Regions from separate parts of the Homo sapiens genome. Here region 1 is linked to region 2. The links are chromatin loops, found by intact Hi-C in ENCODE. Cell type or tissue: psoas muscle. All regions are shown on one strand.

Region 1 (5,000 bases), 85 kb before region 2:
TATTCTGCTTCCCATCTTATCCCGCTGCTGCACGGTGTCTGCCCACAGCAGGGACCCAACAAATATGCATCCAGTGAACAAAGGGACGAAGGCCCCTCAGCAGCTCTGTAAATGGGCTCCTGTCCACAGTGGGGTGATGCAACATGCCCTCCCCGGCCCCTGGGGAAGATGCTGCCAGACTCTGCCCTCCAGGCACTCCTTTGCTGGACACAGCTGCCTGCCGTTCCCCGCCAGGAGGACCGTACCTTCGACACACTTTGTGGGGCAAGCCCGGCATCTCTTCTGGGTAGAAGCCCTCACCACAGGCTGGCACACACTTCCAGTCGTGGAAGTGGAAGTTTTTCGCACAGTGAATGCACTCTTCTCTGCCTGGCCCTGAGAGACACAGGAAAAGAAGCAGGTATCAGGGATGGCTGGCAGAAGACCATGCCCCAGGCCTGCTTCAGGGCCTTGTGAGATCAGGGGTACCATTCAGGAGCCCCCAGGCCACCACCACAGCTGCCATTTCCCAGGTTCTGTGAGCTGGGCCGTCCTCACCCACTCCCAGGAGGTGGGCATCGCCATCACCATTTCACAGACGGGGACATCGAGGCATGAGATGATCTCAGAGGGAGCACACCTGCCCACTGGCCGTGCCACGATGATGGGCCCTGTTTCCAACAGGCCTAGGCCCACCTCTGCTCCCTGAACACTTGGAAATCCAGTGCCAAAGTCTTCATATAAAAAATATAAAACAGCTCATTTATTTTTTGTATGGATACATGTTGAAATGGCAATATTTTAGACACATTAGGTTGAATAGGATATGTTACTAAAATTATTTTTGCCTGTTTCATTTGACTGTTTAAGATATGGTTACTAGGCAACTTCAAATTGCACCCGTGGCTTGCGTTTGTGGCCCTTCCATTGCACAGAACGCTGTAGAAGATGACGGGGGAAGATGAAAGAAGAGATCTTTGGGAATGGTGTTGACAGGTGTTTGGTGTGTACAGCCAGGGCGTTTTCAACAACAGAGAAACAAATGCCTAAGACTAAGGGTTTATAGGGCAGGGAGGAGAGACTCGAAGACACAACAGTTCTGAGCAAAGGGCCACGAGTCATGGAGGAAAACCTTCAGGTTGGCTCAGGGTCCGAGGAGGACCTGTCGACCTGGGTCAGATGTTGGACTAGTTGACTAGATAGCACCTCCTCTGGGCCAGGTGTCTCCAGGGAGCAACTGATGGGACGTCAGAGAGGGGCAGTGAAGTAGTCACTGACTGACAGCGGAGAGGGTTACAGGCAGGGAGGAGATTATCTCAGGGGCTCTATGATAATCACAATGCCCAGGTAAACCTCCTCACAGCTGCTTCAGTTCGATTGTGGTCGCAGATCGAGGCCTTGCAGTCTGCTCTGGACTCAGATGGGGCCTCTCGCTGCATCAAGGGAAAATCCCTTTGCAGAGGTTCCGGAGCCTGGAGGGCTCAAGCACAAGGCCCTGGGCTCTGGGGCTGGCTTCACACCTCAGAACCACAGCCGTAAGCCTGGGAGGGAATTCTGAGCTCCTGCAGGAGAAGCTCCTCCTTGGAGAGTCAGGAAGAGTGAAGCCGAGAAGGCCACAGGGTTTTGAGCAGGAGGCAGATGTAGGGACCTCAAGGGGCCTCTTGAGGACCACCGTCTTCATGGCAGGTGTCTCCCTCTCTTCCTGAGGTGCGGTGGAAGAGCTGTGCCCCGGGGGCGGGACTCTGTCTGGTTTATGTTGTTCTGGAGCAGAGGCTGCTCGTATGCTTTGGCCAATGCCGCCCCTCCCCATCACTGGTCTCTGGGAGCATCTGGTGGGTGGGTCTCATACACCAGGCGGGGTGCCACTCTGAGTGGGGTTTGGGAGCTGTTCAGGGCCTGCCGTTGTACCTCTCACGCCTCACCTGCTGAACCCGTCTTCCCCACTATCCTTCCTCCAGCACCAGGGTCCTTAACACCTGTGGAGCCTCCCAAGTGGGAAAGAAAGCTCATTCTTGTTTGTACTTAAGTTTCATGCTCAATGTATTAAGCTTCAAAGTTGTTAAAACACATTTATTTGGAGGTGGTGGCGATGGTGGCACACAAATGTAAATTCACTTAATGCCACCGAACTGTATGCCTAAAAATAGTCAAGATGGTACATTTTATGTGATGTGTATTTTACCGCAATAAAAAAGCTGTTAAAGTGGGTTGATTTTCTAAGCGACCTATTTTCTCAACTACTAAAAAATATGAATTTCATAACTCAGTGAAAGTCTTTTAAGGATTCCATTAAGTCGCAAGTCTCTATAGACTTTGAACACTTTAAAAGCACCCACAATCATAGCAATAAGAGCAGAACGGGCTGTGCTTATACAGGACCTGCTATGTTGTTTGCGGGGCCCAGTATAAAGTGAAAACATGGAGCCTTTGTTCAGAAAGCTGGAAGAATGTGCCACGACAGGGACTAAAACAGAAAGCGTTTTCCTTTCTTTTGAATCTCTCTTGGTCTGTTGTGGTGTTTCTCATTTGCTGTTTCAAGTAGTGCCGTCTCAGGCACAGGACGCTCATGCTTGAGGGCTGACCGTCACAGGTGCTTGGGGCACTGCCCCGCAACTTGGTATGTGTGTGCCCTGCAGGCTGTCAGCTGCTAATCCACATGCCATGCCCCAGGTGGGTAAGTCGCGTCCCACGGGGCCACTGCATTAACCCAGCTGTGCCAGCAGCCCCGAAGGATTACAACCTCCATGCCAGGACACACGGGGCACCTGGACTCAGGAGGATGAGAGGCTCATCTCGATCGAGTTGCCTGCCAAGTGCACTGGGGCACTGTGAGCCAAGGGTGGGGACAGATTCCGCCATGCCCTACCCCAAGCACTCATGCCTGACTCCGACCCTCCCCACGACTGTGCCCAGGCCCCTGGGTGGGTGGTGGACAGCAGTGGTCACTGAATGGGAACAGGGAGGGGAATGCCAGGTGGGCCTGGGTCTCCAGGGCACAGGAAGTAGGCAGCTGAGAACAGCTGCCTCCAATGAGGTCCACACCTGACATGGAACAAGAAGCCTCCAGTGACTCAGAGGAGGAAAATGAGGTCTCTCTCCCAAGAGGCTGCCAGGGGATAGATGTACACGTTCCCAGGAGCTTAGAAAGAACCCCAGGCCAGAGGGCATGGGGCGCAGGGGAGACCCCCAGAGCTGTGGACCTGCTCACCAATGAATTTAATAGCTGAAGTGATGGAGAAGTCACTGGTTTGAGATGAGAATTCCAAGGGACTCTATAAAGCTTTTTGCCATCAGGCAATCTGGGGACTCAAAGAAAGAAAAGTGAATTATTGAAATCAAAGAGTTGCAAAACTGTATGCCTGAATGTTATGGATTCAAGTGACTACGAAATTTAAATAAGCAACATCAGTGATGCTGCCTAATCCATCTGGGCTAAATAAGTCAAAGAAATAATAAAAATAATAGACAAAAAGGCGACAGGCAAACTGCTGGGGAAATCTGCTGAGCTGCCAGCGGGTGGAACCCATCCAGATGCTGAGCACTGTGGCCTTGAGGGCTGCCCCAGGAGGGAACTGAGGAGGACATGTCTCCCCTGGGTGGTCTGAGGTCAGCCTGGCAATCATAGGAGGACACTGGCCTTGGCCACAGCCTTGTTCATCAGGCCTGTCTATTCCAGGACATACGGCAGGGAGCTGCATGGGGTGCTCATGGCCGGCCACGTGGGGAGGGGTGTGCCCATTCTGCAGGATTTCTGAGGCACAGTAGTATCATGGAAACTGGTTTAGCAGAGACTTAATTCTGTTTTTTTTTTTTTTTTTTTGACAGAGTCTTACTCTGTCGCCCAGGCTGAAGTATGTAGGGGTGTGATCTCAGCTCCTTGCAACCTCCACCTCCCGGTTTCAAGCAATTTTCATGTCTCAACCTCCCCAGTAGCTGGGATTACAGGCGCCTGCCACCAAACCTGGCTAATTTTTGTATTTTTAGTAGAGATGGGGTTTCACCATGTTGGCCAGGCTGGTCTTGAACTCCTGACCTCAGGTGATCCACCCGCCTTGGCCTCCCAAAGTGCCGGGATTACAGGCATGAACCACTGTGCCCGGCCAGTAGAGACTTAATTCTTAAAGTATTACTGCAGAAAAAGCTCATATGATGTGAGTTTCTTAGAAAGGACCAAAGTACCAAGGACAGGAAGGAGAGAGGAGAAAACTTAACCCAAAACATATCCGAGCCCACAGACTGATGGTGCACTTCAACTTACTGTGCAAATAGCTCTGCAAAACAAAATCCAATAAAATGAATGAATTCTCTGCTATTCTGCATAAAAACTGTGCCTGGGAGACATCTGTGCCATCATCTTTGTGGGCAATTATAATACATGTAAAATTGTTTATAGAATTCTTTTCCTCTTTGAAAAAATGTTCAAAATAAGTGAAGATAGGCACAAAGAACTAAGGCTATGTTTGAAAACATCCCCATCCCCACCTGGATCCATTCCCGCCTCTCCCAAAGCCCTCTCAATGTTTATGGTGTTGTGTTTCTGTCCGCGCCGTTCCACAGCAAGAGCTGAGCTCTGAGACAAGATGGCTTATGAGTGGTGAGCATCTCTTATCCCTTTCCCCATCTGAAATAAGCCACTGCCTGGCTGGGTTTCTAATGAGAACCTCAGGCTGCGTGTTCAAAGTGGGCCTTTGCATTGTTTTGGGATTTTGTTTCAAATTTAAAAACATGGTTTTAAAAAAAATTTCCAACAAAACGTTTTCCTTTTGTGGAGAACGGGGTCTCACAGCTTTGCTGCCCAGGCTGGTCCTGAGTTCCTGGGCTCGAGCTGTCCTCCCATCTCTGCCTCTCTAAGTGCTGGGGTTATAGGCATGAGCCACTGCAATGTACATAAAATCTACCATCTCAGCCATTTTTAAGTACACAGTTCAGCAGCATTAAGTACATTCACACTGTTATGTAACCATTGCCAGCATCTATCCTTAGAACAATTGTCATTTCTCAAGTTGAGACTCTGTAACCAT
Region 2 (5,000 bases):
CGTCGTCGTCCGGCCCCCAGCTGGCACTGTAAATGTCGATGTAGTTGGGTCTGATGCCCAGCGACTTTGCCTCGACCACATCTGTGACATCGCCGTCCAGCATGCGGATGCCTGAAAGCACAGAGGAGGCTCGGTGTCGGCGCCCAGGCTCCGGGCACACAGCGACGGGAACCCGGGCCCAGGAGGCTCGGATGAGGACACCGCATCACAGAGTCCCTCCCCAGCAGGGGCTGTTCCCAGTCATTCTGCAAAACTGGCTCCTCTTCTCCATGCTGGCTGATGTGAAAGAACTCAGGCCAGGGCAACAAAAGAAAGCAAGCTACGTCCCAAAGAGAGGGTTCAGCTTCCCTCAGTGCTATGATGTCCTGCTGGTATCTAAAAATGCATATTTCTGTTTTTTATTTTAAAAAACAAGACCTATTATTATTATTATTATTATTTATTATTATTATTTTGAGACAGAGTCTCACTCTGTCACCCAGGCTGGAGGGCAGTGGTGCAATCTCGGCTCACTGCAAGCTCCACCTCCCGGGTTCAAGTGATTCTCCTGCCTCAGCCTCCCGAGTAGCTGGGACTACAGGCACATACCACCATGCCTGGCTAACTTTTATTTTTAATAGAGACAGGGTTTGGCCATGTTGGCCAGGCTGGTCTCGAACTCCTGACCTCAAGTGATCCACCTGCCTCAGCCTCCCAAAGTGCTGGGCTTACAGGCGTGAGCCACCACTCCTGGCCAAAAGGCACATTTCTATAATGGAACTCCAGAGGCTTTCCACCTCTCCCAGCTGTTGAGAGTTCACATCTGTTTCTCTCTCCTTTATAATTCCACTCCGACGTATAACTTATGATGAACCAAATGATGAGCTTTCAACCTGGAAGACAGAAGCCCGCACCCCAGGTTGCAATGGAGGGGACTGGGGTCTTGGACTTCGCTGGCCAGCTCATCTCCATTTGGGTTTGGGTTCTATGTTCCCTGGAGGGGTCTTTAGAGGTGGAGAGTCCAGCTTCCTCGAGAGCACCCCAAAAAGAGAGGGGTGAGGGGCTCCCATAAGCCTCTCCCAATGCCTGCCATCCCAGCCAGGGGCGTCCCTTCTTGCCTCATACTTGGCATTTGCCTTTATTACTGGGTGCCCTCTGCAGCCAGAAAGTTGCCCCAGCAACAGTGCCTCCCCCAGAGAAGGCATCTGAGAAAAACCTGGCATGAAACGGGGAAGCAGGGGGTAATGACGGCCATGGACACACTCTTCCTGGATTCTAGTAGATACAGAAAGTCGACTTCTCTGGGGCTCAGAGAATCTTGCCACCCGACCCTGGGTCAACTCTCTTCATGGCCACTTGACACCCACAGCTCCCCACTCAGAGGCCCCCGGGAGCCCCTCACCCACGGGGCCCAGCTCTGTGTGTGCGATGACCATGCCTTCATCAAGACGAATTCTAAATCTTAGAGCTATTTAAGACGTAATGGAAAAGAGGACTTCTTCTGATTGTAAGAATAGTATATGCTCTTGCCCAAACTTTGGGAAAAAGAGAAATAACCAATAATATTTTGGCTATTTTCTTTTCTTTTTTTGCTTTACAGATGGGGTCTCACTCTGTCACCCAGGCTGGAATGCAGTGACACAGATCATAGCTCACTGCAGCCTCAAACACCTGGGCTCAAGCAATCATCCCACCTCAGCCTCCCGAGTAGCTAGGATCACAGGTGCACACCACTGCACCTGGCTGGTTATTTTCTTCTAGTCTTTTTCTTTGCCTCTGGCATATACTTTCTTTCTAAATCCTTTTTTTCCCCCACTGAGCTTTATACAGGGCATTTCCCTGTGCCATTAAAGACTCTTCCAAGGCTTAGTGGCTGCAGCTCCCTGCCATCATGCACACACCCCTGGCCCAGGCAGCTTCCTTCTGGGGTTCACCTTCTGAAGTAGGGGTTCCCCACCTTACCCATACTAGTCTGCGCCTGTTTGTTCTACATTCCAGAATCTACATCAACACGTAGTGCATACTCAAAAGCAGCAACTTTAAATATGACTGACTTTAAAAAACAAAATAGTGAAGTTTTCCCTGAGGTTAAAAGAGGTGGTGCAGGACTCATGCAGAAGAGCAACAGGAAGGAGACCCTGGAGGTGACACCCTCCCTAGGTGCTCAGGGACAAACATTTTACGTGAGTAGAATCCTGCTGTCCCATCCATTTGTACGATAATCATGGGTGTGCTCTTTTGATGGAAACTGCTGGGCAGAGATCCCTAACACATACATTTCAAATGTTCTTGTCCTATCATCTTTCACCCAGTAGCACATGGATTATAAACATATAACCAAATGTACTTCTTCACTTGCCAGGGTAAGAAGCTTCCAACCTAAAAGGAATTTGAAGATGATTTCGCTGCAGTAAATTCTTCCATTCCATCCATTCATTCTACCCAGTTTTGAAGGTTCAGGTTTCCCTAAGGTTTTCCCCTTAATATATGCCCTGAAATTTCCCAGGCATGAAGCAAGACAGAGAATACAAGAGTCACCAAAGGCAGTTCTTGGGAGGCCAGGTAGGATAGTTGGTGGTGGGAGAGGGAGGACCACTCTAGGGCTCGGCATGTTGACCTTAACACTTAGGTGGGACACCAAGCTTAACTGGAAACTTCTGCTCCAAAAGCCTGGAATTGTATTCAAAATCAATGTCAGAGAAATTTACACCAAGGCAATAGCAAGGTTGAGGCATAGGAGACATCAGAAGTTCAACAACAGTGCTAGAGACATTCGGCAGTGTCAGCCACGTGGGCGTGGGCAGCGATGGAGGATGGGGCTGAAGTCACGGGAAGAGCCATCTCTTCATAGCTTGAAAGCCTACTATGAGCAGTAGGAATAAATGTAACTTCAGTGTTATCTATCTTCTCTTCTCACTCCACCTGTTTCCCTTCCTCTCTTTCCTACCTCAGCGAGCTGGCTGCAGGACGGCCCAGGGTAGCCACCAGTGTCCAGGCACTGAGATGGCACAAGGCAAGTGGACTTAGATGCCTCGACGCCTGCTCCCAAGGGGAGGTCCACAGAGTGGAGCTGTCACTCACAGTGAGCCTCGGAGCCAGCAGGAGGGACGTGGGGCATGCCACAGGTGAAGACCTTGCCTTCACCATCAACTGTGACCAGGTAGTGACTCTGAAGTTCTCCCGTCTCGCTGAGCCTCAGTCTTCTGCACACTGCAATGATGACACTTATCATATGTAGAGGGATGTCAAACAAATGAAATCGGATGATCCGTGTAAAGGGTCTGGCACACAGTAAGCATTCAACGTGTGTGTTTGCTGCTAGTTTGACCCCACTGAGCCTCAGTTTTCCCATCTGTAAAAATGGAGGTAGTATCAATATTGTGAAAATGGCCATACTGCCCAAGGTAATTTATAGATTCAATGCCATCCCCATCAAGCTACCAATGACTTTCTTCACAGAATTGGAAAAAACTACTTTAAAGTTCATATGGAACCAAAAAAGAGCCCACATTGCCAAGTCAATCCTAAGCCAAAAGAACAAAGCTGGAGGCATCACGCTACCTGACTTCAAACTATACGACAAGGCTACAGTAACCAAAACAGCATGGTACTGGTACCAAAACAGAGATATAGATCAATGGAACAGAACAGAGCCCTCAGAAATAATGCCACATATCTACAACTATCTGATCTTTGACAAACCTGAGAAAAACAAGCAATGGGGAAAGGATTCCCTATTTAATAAATGGTGCTGGGAAAACTGGCTAGCCATATGTAGAAAGCTGAAACTGGATCCCTTCCTTAGACCTTATACAAAAGTTAATTCAAGATGGATTAAAGACTTAAACGTTAGACCTAAAACCAGAAAAACCCTAGAAGAAAACCTAGGCATTACCATTCAGGACATAGGCATGGGCAAGGACTTCATGTCTAAAACACCAAAAGCAATGGCACCAAAAGACAAAATTGACAAATGGGATCTAATTAAACTAAAGAGCTTCTGCACAGCAAAAGAAACTACCATCAGAGTGAACAGGCAACCTACAAAACGGGAGAAAATTTTCGCAACCTACTCATCTGACAAAGGGCTAGTATCCAGAATCTACAATGAACTCAAACAAATTTACAAGAAAGAAACAAACAACCCCATCAAAAAGTGGGCAAAGGATATGAACAGACACTTCTCAAAAGAAGACATTTATGCAGCCAAAAGACACATGAAAAAATGCTCATCATCACTGGTCATCAGAGAAATCCAAAACAAAACCACAATGAGATATCATCTCACACCAGTTAGAATGGCAATCATTAAAAAGTCAGGAAACAACAGGTGCTGGAGAGGATGTGGAGAAATAGGAACACTTTTACACTGTTGGTGGGACTGTAAACTAGTTCAACCATTGTGGAAGACAGTGTGGCGATTCCTCAGGGATCTAGAACTAGAAATACCATTTGACCCAGCCATCCCATTACTGGGTATATACCCAAAGGACTATAAATCATGCTGCTATAAAGACACACGCACACATATGTTTATTGTGGCACTATTCACAATAGCAAAGACTTGGAACCAACCCAAATGTCCAACAATGATAGACTGGATTAAGAAAGTGTGGCACATATACGCCATGGAATACTATGCAGCCATAAAAAATGATGAGTTCATGTCCTTTGTAGGGACATGGATGAAACTGGAAATCATCATTCTCAGTAAACTATCGCAAGGACAAAAAACCAAACACCGCATGTTCTCACTCATAGGTGGGAATTGAACAATGAGAACACATGGACACAGGAAGGGGAACATCACACTCTGGGGACTGTTGTGGGGTGGGGGGAGGGGGGAGGGATAGCATTAGGAGATATACCTAATGCTAAATGACCAGTTAATGGGTGCAGCACACCAGCATGGCACATGTACACATATGTAACTAACCTGCACATTGTGCACATGTACCCTAAAACTTAAAGTATAATAATAATTAAAAAAAAAGAGAGAGAAAAAAAAATGGAGGTAGTAA

Evidence for each region. A loop is a pair of places that touch in the nucleus more often than their neighbours do. Peaks named below come from ENCODE experiments on the same cell type or tissue, not always from the same donor. Only the 100,000 strongest peaks of a DNase experiment are listed, where the experiment ranks them.
Region 1: it touches region 2 in a loop (14-fold over the local background); 1 of 110 quality-filtered maps calls a loop at or near these places.

Annotation. Positions count from the first base shown.
Region 1 is chr15:101,313,131-101,318,130 of GRCh38, forward strand. PCSK6 (proprotein convertase subtilisin/kexin type 6) reads right to left here. Exons shown (of 22, transcript NM_002570.5): 20 at 246-375. Among named protein-coding and RNA genes, the nearest start is that of PCSK6-AS1, 19 kb to the right of the region's middle. In psoas muscle, no CTCF peak of the experiment used is centred here; a DNase peak (open chromatin) is centred at 2,827.
Region 2 is chr15:101,398,466-101,403,465 of GRCh38, forward strand. PCSK6 (proprotein convertase subtilisin/kexin type 6) reads right to left here. Exons shown (of 22, transcript NM_002570.5): 7 at 1-111. Among named protein-coding and RNA genes, the nearest start is that of PCSK6-AS1, 67 kb to the left of the region's middle. In psoas muscle, no CTCF peak of the experiment used is centred here; no DNase peak of the experiment used is centred here.